Linked DNA regions of Homo sapiens: region 1 is linked to region 2. A link is an interaction called in ENCODE POLR2A ChIA-PET data of the cell type or tissue named here. Cell type or tissue: PC-9. All regions are shown on one strand. Each heading gives the region's core, and the rest is flanking DNA. Links, peaks and the distances in the headings are about the cores only. Region 1 overlaps JAK3 (Janus kinase 3). Region 2 holds the start of LOC105372298 (a long non-coding RNA gene).

Region 1 (4,000 bases), core at 1-4,000, 460 kb after region 2:
CCCGAGTAGCTGGGACTACAGATGCCCACTACCACGCCCAGCTAAGTTTTATATTTTTAGTAGAGACAGGGTTTCACCATTTTGGCCAGGATGGTTTCGATCTCTTGATCTCTTGATCTGCCTACCTCAGCCTCCCAAAGTGCTGGGATTACAGGCGTAAGCCACTGTGCCCAGCCTCAGTCCTTTCTCCTAAAGCACCATGAACTCATTCCAGTCTTTAGACCTTTGAATATGCTGTTCTGTTCACCGGGGGTGTCTTTTCCCTCCTATTCTTCAGGAACCAAATGCTGACTGATCTTTTAAATCTCAATTCAAACGTCACCTCCTCCAGGCAGCCCTCCACTACCCACCCTAGCAGTAGACCGACCTGGACACAGACAGTGAGGAGGAAGCTGTCAAAGTCCTGGGGGCTGCGGCGGAGAACATAGGAGCCAGGACGTGAGCCCCCAGTCTTGAGCTTGTTGATGGCAAAGTCCAGACTGTGGGGGAAGGTGAGAGGGAATGGGGAGGAGTCAGAGATAGAAGAAGACAGAGAGACCTGGGCTCAAATTCAGGTACCTCTGTAGCCCTGGGATCCTTGCCAGGTGACACCCTCCCCCCATTTATAAAATCAGCCATGGGCCAGGCGCCGTGGCTCACGCCTGTAATCCCAGCATTTTGGGAGGCCGAGGCAGGTGGATCACGAGGTCAGGAGATCAACACCATCCTGGCTAACACCGTGAAACCCCGTCGCTACTGAAAATACAAAAAAATAGCCGGGCGTGGTGGCGAGCACCTGTAGTCCCAGCTACTCGGGAGGCTGAGGCAGGAGAATGGCGTGACCCTGGGAAGCAGAGGTTGCATTGAGCCGAGATCGTGCCACTGCACTCCAGCCTGGGCGACAGAGCCAGACTCCGTCTCAAAAAAAAAAAGAAAAAAGAAAATCAGCCGTAAGTCTTGGCCTCTTCTGGGAGATTGTTTGTTTGTTTGTTTGTTTTAATAGAGACAGGGTCTTGCTTGGTTGCCCAGGCTGGAGTGCAATCTCAGCTCACTGCAGCCTCCAACTCCTGGGCTCAAGTGATCCTCCTGCCTCAGCCTCCGGAGTCGCTGGGACTACAGGTCAACCACCACACCCAGCTATTTTTTTTTCTTTTTTTGTAGAGATGGGGTCTCTCCTGTTGCCTAGACTTGTCTCCAACTCCTGAGTTCAAACAATCCTCCTGCCTTGGCCCCTCAAAGCGCTGCGATTGCAGGTGTGCCCCACTATGCCTGGCCCTTCCTGGGAGATTAAACAAGAGGCTGTAGGTGAAGGTGGGCGACTTGTCCATCTCCAGGAAATGGCCCTGGGGTCAGAGAGAGAGAGAGTAGTGGTCGCCCTGTGAAGCAGAAGGAATACTTCAGCTTCACTGAGCGCTGACTGTGCGGCAGGTGTGGTTTGAAAACTTGACCCCTGTCCAGGGCTCCTGGAAGGTGAGGACACTGAGGCATAGAGAAGGGGAGGGGCCCTGAGTGGCCACAGAGGCCGGGAATGGGGGACAGGTCCTTACGTGATGGGGCCGTGGCACTGCTCGGCCACTTCCTCCAGCAGCCTCGGCGGTGCCACCTCCTTGCAGAAGAAGTGCTGGGAGTCCGTGGTCAGCCGGAAGTAGCCGTCCACGAGCGCCACGAACGACAGAGCCTCGGGCAGCCCTGGGAACTCGGCCTCCTGCGAGGGACAAGCGTCAGAGCCCAGTGAAACCCGAGGGTGCCGGTCCCGCCCTCGGGGTAAGGCTGAAGGGGAGGGGAATCCTGCACCCACTAAAATCTGGTTGTCTGTCCTGGTAACAGTGACCAGGCGGTGCTCTCCGGCCGGGCCAACGCGCGGGGCCTGCTTGATGCTAATGTCTACGATTTCTGGAAAGTCGCAGAAGGGCTGGAGGACCTGGGAAGGAGGGGGAGTACCGAAGTGGGGGCCCAGCTGGACCCCGCCAAACCACGCCCATGAACCCACCCCCAAGCCACACCATCCACTCCCTATCCCTTTGCCATTCAACCCTTCCAAGCCGCGCCCCCTCCTATCAACTCCAACCTCTCAACACCTCCCCTACCCATCCCCAAACATCTCCCACCCGCTCTGCCAATCCCCGCCTCCTTCTCTCTGCCGGACCCCGCCCCTTGATCCCTGCCCCGCTTCGCAGCCTCCCAGCTCTCGGAGCCTCACTCTGCCTCTTAGTCTTGCCTCGTTCCAGCGCCCACCCACCCACTCCTCAACCCCTCCCATTTTCATTCCCGGGTCGCTCAGCCCAACCCTTCACTCAGTTTGCCCCTCCCATTCCCGCAGTCTCCTCCCTCACTAAGCCCCGCCCCTCATTAAGCCTCGCCCACTTCCCCAAGTCTTTCGTTTTGGCTCCGCCCCACATCCCCTACCACTCTCCGGCCCCTCCCCGAGCCCCGCCCCCACGTTGGCCCCGCCCAGCGGGGGAGTCCGCCCTCACCTCCTGTTCTCCCTGGGTCCAGGCGATGCCGCCGTCACCAGCCACGCGGAGCAGCCCCAGCCCGTCGTGGCCACCAAGGGCCCCAGGGAGGCCCACGTGGAAGGTCTCGGCGGCCCCGGCTGGATCCAGCCGCTCCAGGTCCATGATGTACTTGGCCATGAGCGAGTGCCGGTCTGCCTGGCAGGCGGCCACGCGGCGCAGGGCTCTGCGCACCGTCCTCCGAATACGCCTCCGCGTCACGAAGCTCAGGCCCTGGATCAGGTCGCGCAGGCTTGGGGGTAGGCAGGCCTTGTAGCTGCAGGGGTTGGAGGGGAGGGAGCCGGCCCTCAGCGTCGGGAGGGGTCCCCGCGGGGACACACACAAACCCAGGCTTTAGCCCAGGGGCTGGGGTGCGGCCCTAGTTGGGGCACCAGGCACACACAGACTCTCATTCAGGGTCAGGTATGAGGACCGGACCTCAGAGTAGGGGAGGGCCATTGGCGCCCACAGGTCGGACAGGGACCCCACAGGCCTTTTAGCTGGGGGAGGTCAGGTGTCTGTCCAGCTGGAGCCTGGGGGTGGAGAGGGCTGGGTTCGTGGGAGGCCCTGGGTCATAGGAACACCCTGAAAGCTTGCAGGAGAACTCCATGGTGGGAGCCCGGCAAAGCCCCGATGGAGCCCACGTTGCTCACTCCCAAGCAGAGGCCGTCCCCACAGCCTGGTGGCTCTCACCTGACAGTCTTCAGCAGCTCTCCCGGCCGCTGGGCCTGCTCTCGCGCCATCCGGGCCAGGTCCAACACGGCCAGGCTGAGACACTCACCCTGCTCCTTGAGACTGAGGCCCACGGGGAGGCGCCCACTCACCAGGTCACTGCGGTGCTGGGGGGCCGCCACAGGGAGCATCAGCTGAGGCCACCCAACTTCAAGCCCTGTTGTTAACCTGCAGACCCCCCCAATCCTGGGCTGACCCCCACCCCTGGACTGCCACAGGGAGGGTCAGACGAGGCCCCACCTGATTGCATGCCAGTCCTCATGTTGCCCCTTGGACCCCCAACCCCCTGGGTCAAACCCCAGGCAGAACCCCACCTGGGCAAAGAGGTGCTCCAGGACTGGCAGGTCAAGGATAGCACTGGCCAAATCCTTGCGTAGCCCGAAGCGGTGGCACTTCTCCAGCCCAAACCAATTGGGGAAGTAAAAGCTGTGAGGAGAGGAGAGAACCCTGGGATGAAAGTGCAACCCAGCCTCAGTAGGAGTGACATTATGGTGGGGGCGAGGGACAGATTCTGCGGAGGCCTCACAGAGCCCAGCTTGTACCTTTAACTTGCTGTGTGACCTTGGGCAAGTGACCCACCCTCTCTGGTCTGTTTCCTCATCTGAGAAATGGGTAGTGACCATACCTCCCTGGGGCAGGGGTGTGGGCACCTCGAAATGCAAGGAGATGATAAAATTGTACAATCCCTGGGGGCTGGGGGGCACTTCCTACCGAATCCTGTACAGCAGGACTTGGGTGCTGGCATCCTCCACGGAGAAGATGTGGCTCGGGGGGAACCAGCAGGACAGGTCCTCCGT
Region 2 (9,440 bases), core at 3,204-7,203:
CGCAGGGGGGAGTGCTTATATTACTCCTCTTAATACTTCCTCTGCCTGGCTCCTTCCTGGCCCGGAGGAAACGGGGGCTGCGGGTTATCACAACACTCCCACTCTGGCTGTGAGAAGGCGGGGGTGGGGCTGGGGGCCCAGAGCCAGGGCACCGGCTGGACCCCTCTGATTAATGCTGGGTGGGGCGCTGGCTGGCTGGTCAGGCATTCCTGGCCTCTTCGAGCCTCGCGTTCGCCTTTACTTGCTGGCGGGTGCTGTTCTCAGTACCTGCTGTGATTAGGTCGCTGAATCATGCCAGGTCTGTTGCTGTCTCCCTTGTGTGGCGGAGGAAACTGAGGCACAGGGAGGAGAAGGGGTTGCCTCGGGGTCTCACGCTGTTAGTTCAGCGAACTTGACTTACCTCAAGACAGGCTGGCTACAGACGTGCACCCACTTCACCAGGGCGGTGCTGATTAAGTGCCACAAAACGTGGGAAATGTGCCAGGCACGGTGGCTCACGCCTATAATCCCAGCACTTTGGGAGGCTGAGGCGGACGGATCACCTGAGGTCAGAAGTTTGAGACCAACCCGGTCACCGTGGTGAAACCCCCCGTCTCTACTAAAAATACAAAACTTAGCCAGGTGTGGTGGTGCTCGCCTGTAATTCCAGCTACCCAGGAGGCTGAGGCAGGAGAATCGCTTGAACCCAGGAGTCGGAGGTTGCGGTGAGCAGAGATCGTGCCATTGCACTCCAGCCTGGGGTATAGAGCAAGACTCTGTTTCAAAAAAAAAAAAAAACAGAAAAAGTGTGAAACTCTTAGCTAGCCTAGGGATGGAGAAGCAGTAGGTGATTAGTAATTGCATAGGAGGGCGTCACGGAGGGCTGAGCCATGGATGGCGGTGGCGCTGGCTCCCCAAGCTCTGTCATTGCCCCCAGTGCCCTGTTCACTTAGATGCTCAGTAAATGCTCCAGGAAACTGCAGCACAAGGAATAATGAACTTGGAGCGGGGAAGAGCTGGCTTTGTCCCGGGAGAGCTCGGGCAAGAGGCCTCGCATGTCTGTGCCTCCCTTTTCCCCTTTGTGAGACGGGGTATACCCAGTGCCTCGTCACTCTGTGGCTGTTGTTATGATTAGGATCATTTCCTGCTGGAGGCACTGCTGGGGGCTCCGTGAGATGGTGAATGACAAGTGGTGGATACGTGGGACTGAGATTCCTCCCCCGACACTCAAAACCCCATGGGCGGCCGGGCATAGTGGCTCACACCTGTAATCTCAGCACTTTGTGAGGCTGAGGCAGGCGGATCACCTGAGGTCAGGAGTGCGAGACCAGCCTGGCCAATATGGTGAAACCCCATCTCCACTAAAAATACAAAAATTAGCCGTGTGTGGTGGCGAGCACCTGTAATCCCAGCTGCTTGGGAAGCTGAGGCAGGAGAACCACTTGAACCCGGGAGGCGGAGGTTGCAGTGAAGCGAGATCGGGCCACTGCACTCCATCCTGGGAGATAAGAGAGAAACTCTGTCTCAAAAACAAAAACAAACAAACCAAAAAAACCACGGGAGTTTTCTGGGGTCGCTGTGGGTCACCCCCCAGTTGGGCCTGGAGGGGATTTGGGGACCCGGAAGCAAAGGATTCTGTGTGTCCTGCCTATCTCCCAGGATCAGGAGCTCCAGGGAAACCCTCCCTGGAGTCCCTTCTTTGTTTGCTCCATGCTGGGTGATGCCAGGGCCCCCCAAGAGGTGTCAGTCCCAACCTCAGCCACAAGCAACTCCCAGTCTTGGGAGACAGACTGGGACAGGTACCCCCCACCCTGTGGAGTCAGGGTGGGCTGGAGGAACAGGAGCAGGGAGCCGGAAAGGAGGCTGGACTCCGGACAGGTGACAATCATGCAATTGCTGTCCTCTGTAGGGCAATGTGAAGGCTGGGGCGTGGGGACCCGTCCCCCCATTAGCCAGGGTAACAGAGTGGGGAGGGGTCGTTGACAGAGCGGAGGGGTACTCCAGGGTGGTGCTCAGTGAGGCGAGTGTAGAGTTGAGAAGAAGGAAGTTCCCAGGGGTGGGCAGGAAACCCATGTCTGACCTTTGACCTTTGCAGCTACCCGGTGGTTCCTGATCCTGATTCCGGACCCTTCCCAGCGGCGTCGTCGGCGGCTGCTAGTGGGGGAAGGAGGGCTGGGGGCTGCCACGGGTGCCCAACCAGCCATTTCTCTGGGTTGGCCAGACCCACCCAGAGCCCCCCAGAGCTGGGCAGGAGGAGAACATCCTCCGTAATGGGGGCAATGTAGTCTGAGTGAACCCAGCATTACAGTTTAGAGTTCTGGAGTTGAGTTCTGACTGTGCCACCTACCAGCTTTGTGGCCTTGGAGAAGTGACTTTCCCTCCCTGGGCCTCAGTTTTCTCCTGTCCGAAGTGGAGATAGCCAGGTGCAGTGGCTCACACCTGTAATCCCAGCAGTTAGGGAGGCAGAGGTGGGAGAATCGTTGGAGCCCACAAGTTCAAGACCCTGTTCTAAAAAAAAAAAAACCCAAAAAACAAAAACAAAACAAAAATCAAGTGAAGACAACATAGCCAGTTTTTTTTGTTTTTTTTTTTTGTTTTTTTTTTTTTTTTTTGAGATGGAGTCTGGCACTGTTCCCCAGGCTGGAGTGCAGTGGCACTATCTTGGCTCACCACAGCCTCTGCCTCCTGGGTTCAAGGGATTCTCCTGCCTCAGCCTCCTGAGTAGCTGGGACTACAGGCACGCGCCAGCATGCCTGGCTAATTTTTTGTATTTTTAGTAGAGACAGGGTTTCACCAGGCTGGTCTCAAACTCCTGACCTCGTGATCCGCCTGCGTCGGCCTCCCAAAGTGCTCGGATTACAGGCGTGAGCTACCTCACCTGGCCAACAACATAGCCAGTTTTGAAGTACTTGACGTCATGCCTGGAACATACTCAGTCTTAATAAATGATGGCCTTTTTTTTTTGAGACAGAGTCTTGCTCTATTGCTCAGGATGGAGTGCAGTGGTGCGATCTCGGCTCACTGCAACCTCTGCCTCCAGAGTTCAAGCAATTCTCCTGCCTCAGCCTCCCAAGTAGCTGGGATTACAGATGTGCAGCACTACTGCTCAGCTAATTTTTGTATTTTTAGTAGAGACGGGGTTCCACCATGTTGACCAGGCTGGTCACAAACTCCTGACCTCAGGTGATCCACCTGCCTTGGACTCCCAAAGTGCTGAGATTACAGAATGAACCACCGCACCGGGCAATGATGGCATTTTTTAAGATGTGAGGGCTGGATCATGCCTGGCCTCTGATGTCAGGCTGAGGAACTCAGACATAGGGGAGGGGCAGTATTCCCAGCTGCCGGTGCCCCAGGCCTGTGAGAGCACTGGGGAAAGGAGAGCATGATGGGGATGAAGTGTGGGTGACCAGGGTCCAGCAGAGGAGCTGAGGCTGGGTGCAGTGTCTGGGCCAATGCCAGTAGATGTGGGTCTTGGTGTACACTTAAGATCTTGGCTGTTCTTCATTGTATATAGAAGATGTTGCATCTATGTATGTATGAATGTGATACCAGTTGACAAGGAAAAATAAAGGCAACCTCAAACTCCCAGAAAACAAAAAGCCCCCCGGACCTGATGGTACTGATGTGCCACAATTTTGAACAGTTGTCACCATGTGAGAAGCAGAGTTTTAAATATACATACCAATGTTATTTGTATCAAGCCCAAAAACAATATTTGGTGTCCTTTTCTAATTTGATCTCACACCTTTAATTTGTAATGTTTCTGTTTTGGATCATTTGTTATATTAGCTGATTTAACTTTGTAACTTTTTGTTTGTTTGTTTTGAGGCAGAGTTTTCTCTTGTCGTCCAGGCTGGCATGCAATGGCATGATCTTGGCTCACTGCAACCTCCACCTCTGGGTTCAAGTGATTCTCCTGCCTCAGCCTCCTGAGTAGCTGGGATTACAGGTGCACACCACCATGCCTAGCTAATTTTTTTTTTTTTTTTGGTATTTTTTAGTACAGATGGGCTTTCGCCATGTTGGCCAGGCTGGTGTCGAACTCCTGACCACAGGTGATCCACCCACCTCATCCTCCCAAATTGCTGGGATTACAGGCGTGAGCCACCACGCCAGGCCTGATTTTTTTTTTTTTTTTTTTTTTTTTTTTTTTTTTTTTTTTTTTAGCAAAAAGGGTAGGCTGGGGGTCGTGGCTCACACCTGTAATCCCAGCACTTTGGGAGGTCGAGGCGGGTAGATCACGAGGTCAGGAGTTCGAGACCAGCCTGGCCAATATGGTGAAACCCCATCTCTACTAAAAATACAAAAATTAGCTAGATATGGTGGCGGATGCCAGTACTCCCAGCTACACGGGAGGCTGAGGCAGAAGAATTGCTTGAACCTGGGAGGTGGAGGTTGCAGTGAGCCCAGATCGTGCCACTGCACTCTAGCCTGGGCTACAGAGTGAGACTCCATCTCAAAAAAAAAAAAAAAAAAAAAGGTAAAGATAGACCTTCCTCTTTTTGCACAGTATTATGTCTTTGAGATTCATTGACTCCTATGGCTGGCTGTTTAGGTTTTCACCAGATACAGTACCATAAAATTATGAATGGACACTTAGATTTTTTCTGAGTTAGTTTTTCAATAAATAAAAGAAGATTTAAAATCAAATTTCCTGGCTGGGTGCGGTGGCTCACATCTGTAATCCAAAGCACTTTGGAAAGCCAAGGCAGGCGGATCACTTGAGTCCAGGAGTTTGAGACCAGCCTGGGCAACATGTTGAAATCCCATCTCTTCAAAAAATACAAAAATTAGCCGGGTGTGGTAGTCCCAGCTACTTGGGAGGCTGAGGCAGAGAATTGCTTGAATCCAGGAGGCACAGGTTGCAGTGAGCCGAGATCACACCACTGCACTCCAGCCTGGGTGACAGAGTGAGACCCGGTCTCAAAAAAAAAAAAAAAAAAAAAAAGAAAGAAAGAAAGAAAGAAAGAAAGAAAGAAAATCAAATTTCCAGAAATGAATGAAATTACTGGGTCTCAAAGTGGGCACATTTTTACATTTTGATAGTTGTCACCAATTTGTCCTTCAAAGAGGTTGTTTTCATTGACATCTTTGCCTGCGATGTCTGAAATCTCCAAACATGGACTTTATGAAAATGTTCTGTTTGTGTCCTTGGCCAGAAAAATCTGGAGGGAGAATGTGAGTGCCTGATCAAGAATCTACATGAAGTCAAATGCATCAGCCCTGATGTGAGTGTTGGGTTTTTTCCTGAAAACAATTTGTCATGTTCACAGGAAATTTTGCACATGAATCCCTTCAAATTCCCTTGGAGGGGCATCAGAAAATCAGGCTTGCTTTTTAAACCCTTTTGTTTTTCTAAACAGAAAACAATTGATTTGGTTTCATTTGTTTGTTTGAGTGGAGAAGGAAAAACTGTCATGAGGAAGTCAACTCTGTGTCACTCCCTGAAAACTGACACTGAAGTCCTCATGGAGACACGAGTTAAAAAAAAACAAAATCACTCAGAACTTCAGGAAGGTCCTTGAGGAAGTGATATTTCTGGTGAAGAAGGATTTCAGTGAAGTTCAGAAAACCTTCCACTATTTTGTTTTTTTTTTTTTGAGACGGAGTGTTGCGCTGTTGCCCAGGCTGGAGTGCAGTGGCACGATCTTGGCTCACTGCAAGCTCCGCCTCCTTCCGGGTTCATGCCATTCTCCTGCTTCAGCCTCTAGAGTAGCTGGGGACTACAGGCTAATTTTTTGTGCCTTTAGTAGAGATGGGGTTTCACCGTGTTAGCCAGGATGGTCTCGATCTCCTGACCTCGTGATCCACCCACCTCGGCCTCCCAAAGTGCTAGGATTACAGGCGTGAGCCCCTGCGCCTGGCTTTTTTTTTTCTTTTTCTTTTTTTGTTTTTTTTGAGACGGAGTCTCGCTCTGTCGCCCAGGCTGGAGTGCAGTGGCGCCATTTCGGCTCACTGCAACCTCTGTCTCCCAGGTTAGAGCAATTCTGGCTCAGCCTCCTAAGTAGATGGGACTACAGGTACACACTACCACCCCCGGCTAATTGTTATATTTTTAATAGAGACTGGGTTTCACCATATTGGACAGACTGGTCTTGAACTCCTGACCTCAAGTGATCCTCCTAACTCAGCCTCCCAAAATGCTGGGATTACAGGCATTAGCCACTGCACCGGGCCAACCCTCCACTTTTATGTCTGTGAGTTTGGTTTTTGGTTAATCGAAGTGAAGTTAAGTTTTGTGCTTTTGGAGGTGACGGAGGCAGCGAAGAGAGTCCCTCTGTGGGGTGGGGGAAACCTGTGCTCTCTGGGACTCTGTGTTCCCTGCTGAAAAACAGGGACCTAGGCTGGGCGTGGTGGCTCACGCCTGTAATCCCAGCACTTTGGGAGGCTGAGGCAGGCAGATCACCTGAGGCCAGGAGTTTGAGACCACCCTGACCAACATGGAGAAACCCCGTCTCTACTAAAAATACAAAACTAGCCAAGTGTCCTGGCGCATGCCTGTAATCCCAGCACTGGGGAGGCTGAGGCAGAAGAATCGCTTAAACCCGGGAGGTGGAGGTTGCAGTGAGCTGAGACTGCGCCATTGCACTCCAGCCTGGGCAACAACAGTGAAACTCGGTGTCATAAATAAATAAATAAATAAAAAGAAAAACAGGGACCTACTTCCTTGCCTGTGACTGGAGGGCTGGAAAGGTCAGGTTGCAACTAGCCCATGTCCCCTCCTGCCAAGGCCACTGTGGGCTTTCCATTTTTGTCCCCTACCCCTGTCCCTCCAGCTATGGGAGGGGAGGTCCAGTGTGGCCACGGATAGGGATTACCCAGGATGGTGCCCTGGAGACAGGGGTAGACAGACAGAGATAACCAGAGACAGAAAGACACTTAAAGAGATGACCAGCAGAGGGCGGGTGCTGTTGCTCACGCCTGTAATCCCAGCACTTTGGGAGGCCGATGCAGGTGAATCACCTGAGGTCAGGAGTTCGAAACCAGCCTGGCCCAACATGGTGAAACCCTGTCTCCACTAAAAATAAAAATATTGGCCAGGCGCAGTGGCTCACACCTGTAATCCCAGCACTTGGAGGCCGAGGCGGGCGGATCATGAGGTCAGGAGTTCAAGACCAGCCTGGCCAACATGGCGAAACCCCATCTCTACTAAAAAAAATACAAAAATTAGCTAGGTGTGGTGGCACGTGCCTGTAATCCCTTGGGAGTCTACTTGGGAGGCTGAGGCAGGAGAATCACTTGAACCCAGGAGGCGGAGGTTGCAGTGAGCCGAGACCACGCCACTGCACTCCAGCCTGGCGACAGAGCGAGACTCCGTCTCAAAAAAAAAAAAAAAAAAAATTAGCCCAGTGTAGTGGCACGTGCCTGTAATTCCAGCTACTTGGGAAGGTGAGGCAGGAGAATCATTTGAACCAGGGAGGTGGAGGTTGCCGTGAGCCGAGATCACGCCACTGCACTCCAGCCTGGGGAACAGAGCAAGATTCCGTCTCAAAAAAAAAAAAAAAAAAAAAAAAGGCTGGGTGCGGTGGCTCAGGCCCATAATCCCAACACTTTGGGAGGCCAAGGCAGGTGGATCACCTGAGGTCAGGGGTTCAAGACCAGCCTGGCCAACATGGTGAAATCCTGTCTCTACTAAAAAAAAAAAAAAAAAAAAAAAAATTTGCTGGCTGTGGTTATGCGCACCTGTAATCCCAGCTACTCAGGAGGCTGAGGCAGGAGAATCACTTAAACTGAGGGGGCGGAGGTTGCAGTGAGCCAAAATCGCACCATTGCACTCTAGCCTAGGCAAAAAGAGCGAAACTCCATCTCAAAAAAAAAAGAAAGAAAGAGAGAGATGATCAACAGAGACCAAGAGGGATCATTAGACAGGTGGAGGCAGGGAGACAGAACAAGGACAGCTCAGTGGCTGGCTCTGTAGGGTGGGAGGCAGGTCTCACTGAGAAGTGCTGTTTGCCTCTCTGGGCATCCAGGGAGCCTCAGTGCAGACCAAGTTCTCAGCCTACCCTCCTCAAGTCACCTCGAATACTCACCGACTCTTGTCTTATGACTTCCCTGGGGTTCAAAGCCTCCAGCCTCAAATTCCCCGCTTCCCAAAATTCTTTGACACTAGTTCTGCCTGTGCCCCTCCTACTTACACATCTGCCATGGCTCCCTATCACCCTCCATCCCCAGAACTGATTTTTTTTTTTTTTGGAGACGGAGTCTCGCTCTGTCGCTCAGGCTGGAGTGCAGTGGCGCGATCTCGGCTCACTGCAACCTCTGCTTCCCGGGTTCAAGCAATTCTCCTGCCTCAGCCTCCGGAATAGCTGGGTTTACAGATGCCCATGACCACACCCAGCTATTTTTTTGTATTTTTAGTAGAGATGGGGTTTCACCATGTTGGCCGGGCTGGTCTCGAACTCCTGATCCCAAGTGATCAGTGCGCCTTGGCCTCCCAAAGTGTTGGGATTACAGGAGTGAGCCACCACGGCTGGCTCAGAACTGATGTTCAGTGGTCCCTCGGGTATGGTCAAGATGGAGCCAGCAGTGGAAATAAATGCATAATGGTGACAATGACTTAGTTCCCATGGACAGCCCTGTGCCCTGCCCTTTACACGGGCCAGTTCTTGGACCACACAGCGCCGTGGTGAGGGGGTCTTGCGTCCCTGGGGTCCTGGCTGGGGCGAGGCCAGTCTCCAGGCTTCCAGCTCTGGCTGACTCCAGAAGGAGGAACCGTTTCCTGCTGGCTTCTGGATTGACGCCAGGGCCGGGGGAGGTGGTCTCAGACCCACCCTGTCCGACTCTCAAACTCTGGGCCCTCAGGAGGCTGCAACTGGATCTGCTGGCTGGGGCGGCCCCTGGTGGCCGTTGGCGGAACACAACAGCTAGATCTCCCCTTCCCGCAGCCTCATTTTCCCCATAGGCAGAGCCTCCAGATGAGCCCCCTCTCAGGTGAAGGTCCTGATCAGGCACCTACAAACCCCAGGTGGATGGGAGGATCGTGAGCAGGACTGGCTAAAGGGGGTGGTGTCAGAGTTCCAAGAGCTTCCAATCCCCTCTCTACACCGGCCTCTTAGGAATTTTTTAAATTTATTTTTATGTACTTAGTTTTTGAGTAACAGGTCTCACTCTGTCACCCAGACTGGAGTGCAGTGGCTACGATCTCAGCTCACTGCAACCTCCACCTCCAGGGTTCAAGCGATTCTCCTGGCACAGCCTCCCGTGTAGCTGGGACTACAGGTGTGCACCACCACGCCCGGCTAATTGTTATTTGTATTTACTTATTTATTTTTTTGAAATGGAGTCTCGCTCTGTTGCCCAGGCTGGAGTGCAGTGGTGCAATCTGGGCTCACTACAACCTCTGCCTCCCAGATTCAAGCGATTCTCCTGCCTCAGCCTCCCAAGTAGCTGGGATTACAGACGCCCACCACCTCGCCCTGCTAATTTTTGTATTTTTAGTAGAGATGGGGTTTCACCAT

Evidence for each region. Peaks named below come from ENCODE experiments on the same cell type or tissue, not always from the same donor. Only the 100,000 strongest peaks of a DNase experiment are listed, where the experiment ranks them.
Region 1: POLR2A ChIA-PET joins it to region 2 with 6 read pairs; 3 of 35 experiments call an interaction of 5 or more read pairs at or near these places.

Annotation. Positions count from the first base shown.
Region 1 is chr19:17,839,863-17,843,862 of GRCh38, forward strand. JAK3 (Janus kinase 3) reads right to left here. Exons shown (of 24, transcript NM_000215.4): 3 at 3,915-4,000; 4 at 3,518-3,629; 5 at 3,165-3,310; 6 at 2,454-2,748; 7 at 1,778-1,900; 8 at 1,527-1,684; 9 at 368-479. Among named protein-coding and RNA genes, the nearest start is that of JAK3, 6.1 kb to the right of the region's middle. RefSeq lists silencers at 2,201-2,437, 2,330-2,419. In PC-9, for the core only: no CTCF peak of the experiment used is centred there; a DNase peak (open chromatin) is centred at 2,259; H3K4me3 peaks cover 2,548 bases; H3K27ac peaks cover 1,375 bases.
Region 2 is chr19:17,377,354-17,386,793 of GRCh38, forward strand. It overlaps LOC105372298 (a long non-coding RNA gene), which reads right to left and starts at 2,419. Exons shown (of 3, transcript XR_936362.3): 1 at 2,327-2,419; 2 at 2,060-2,133; 3 at 1,437-1,477. RefSeq lists an enhancer at 1,807-2,695. In PC-9, for the core only: a CTCF peak has its summit at 6,845 (motif pointing right); a DNase peak (open chromatin) is centred at 5,568; H3K4me3 peaks cover 661 bases; H3K27ac peaks cover 723 bases.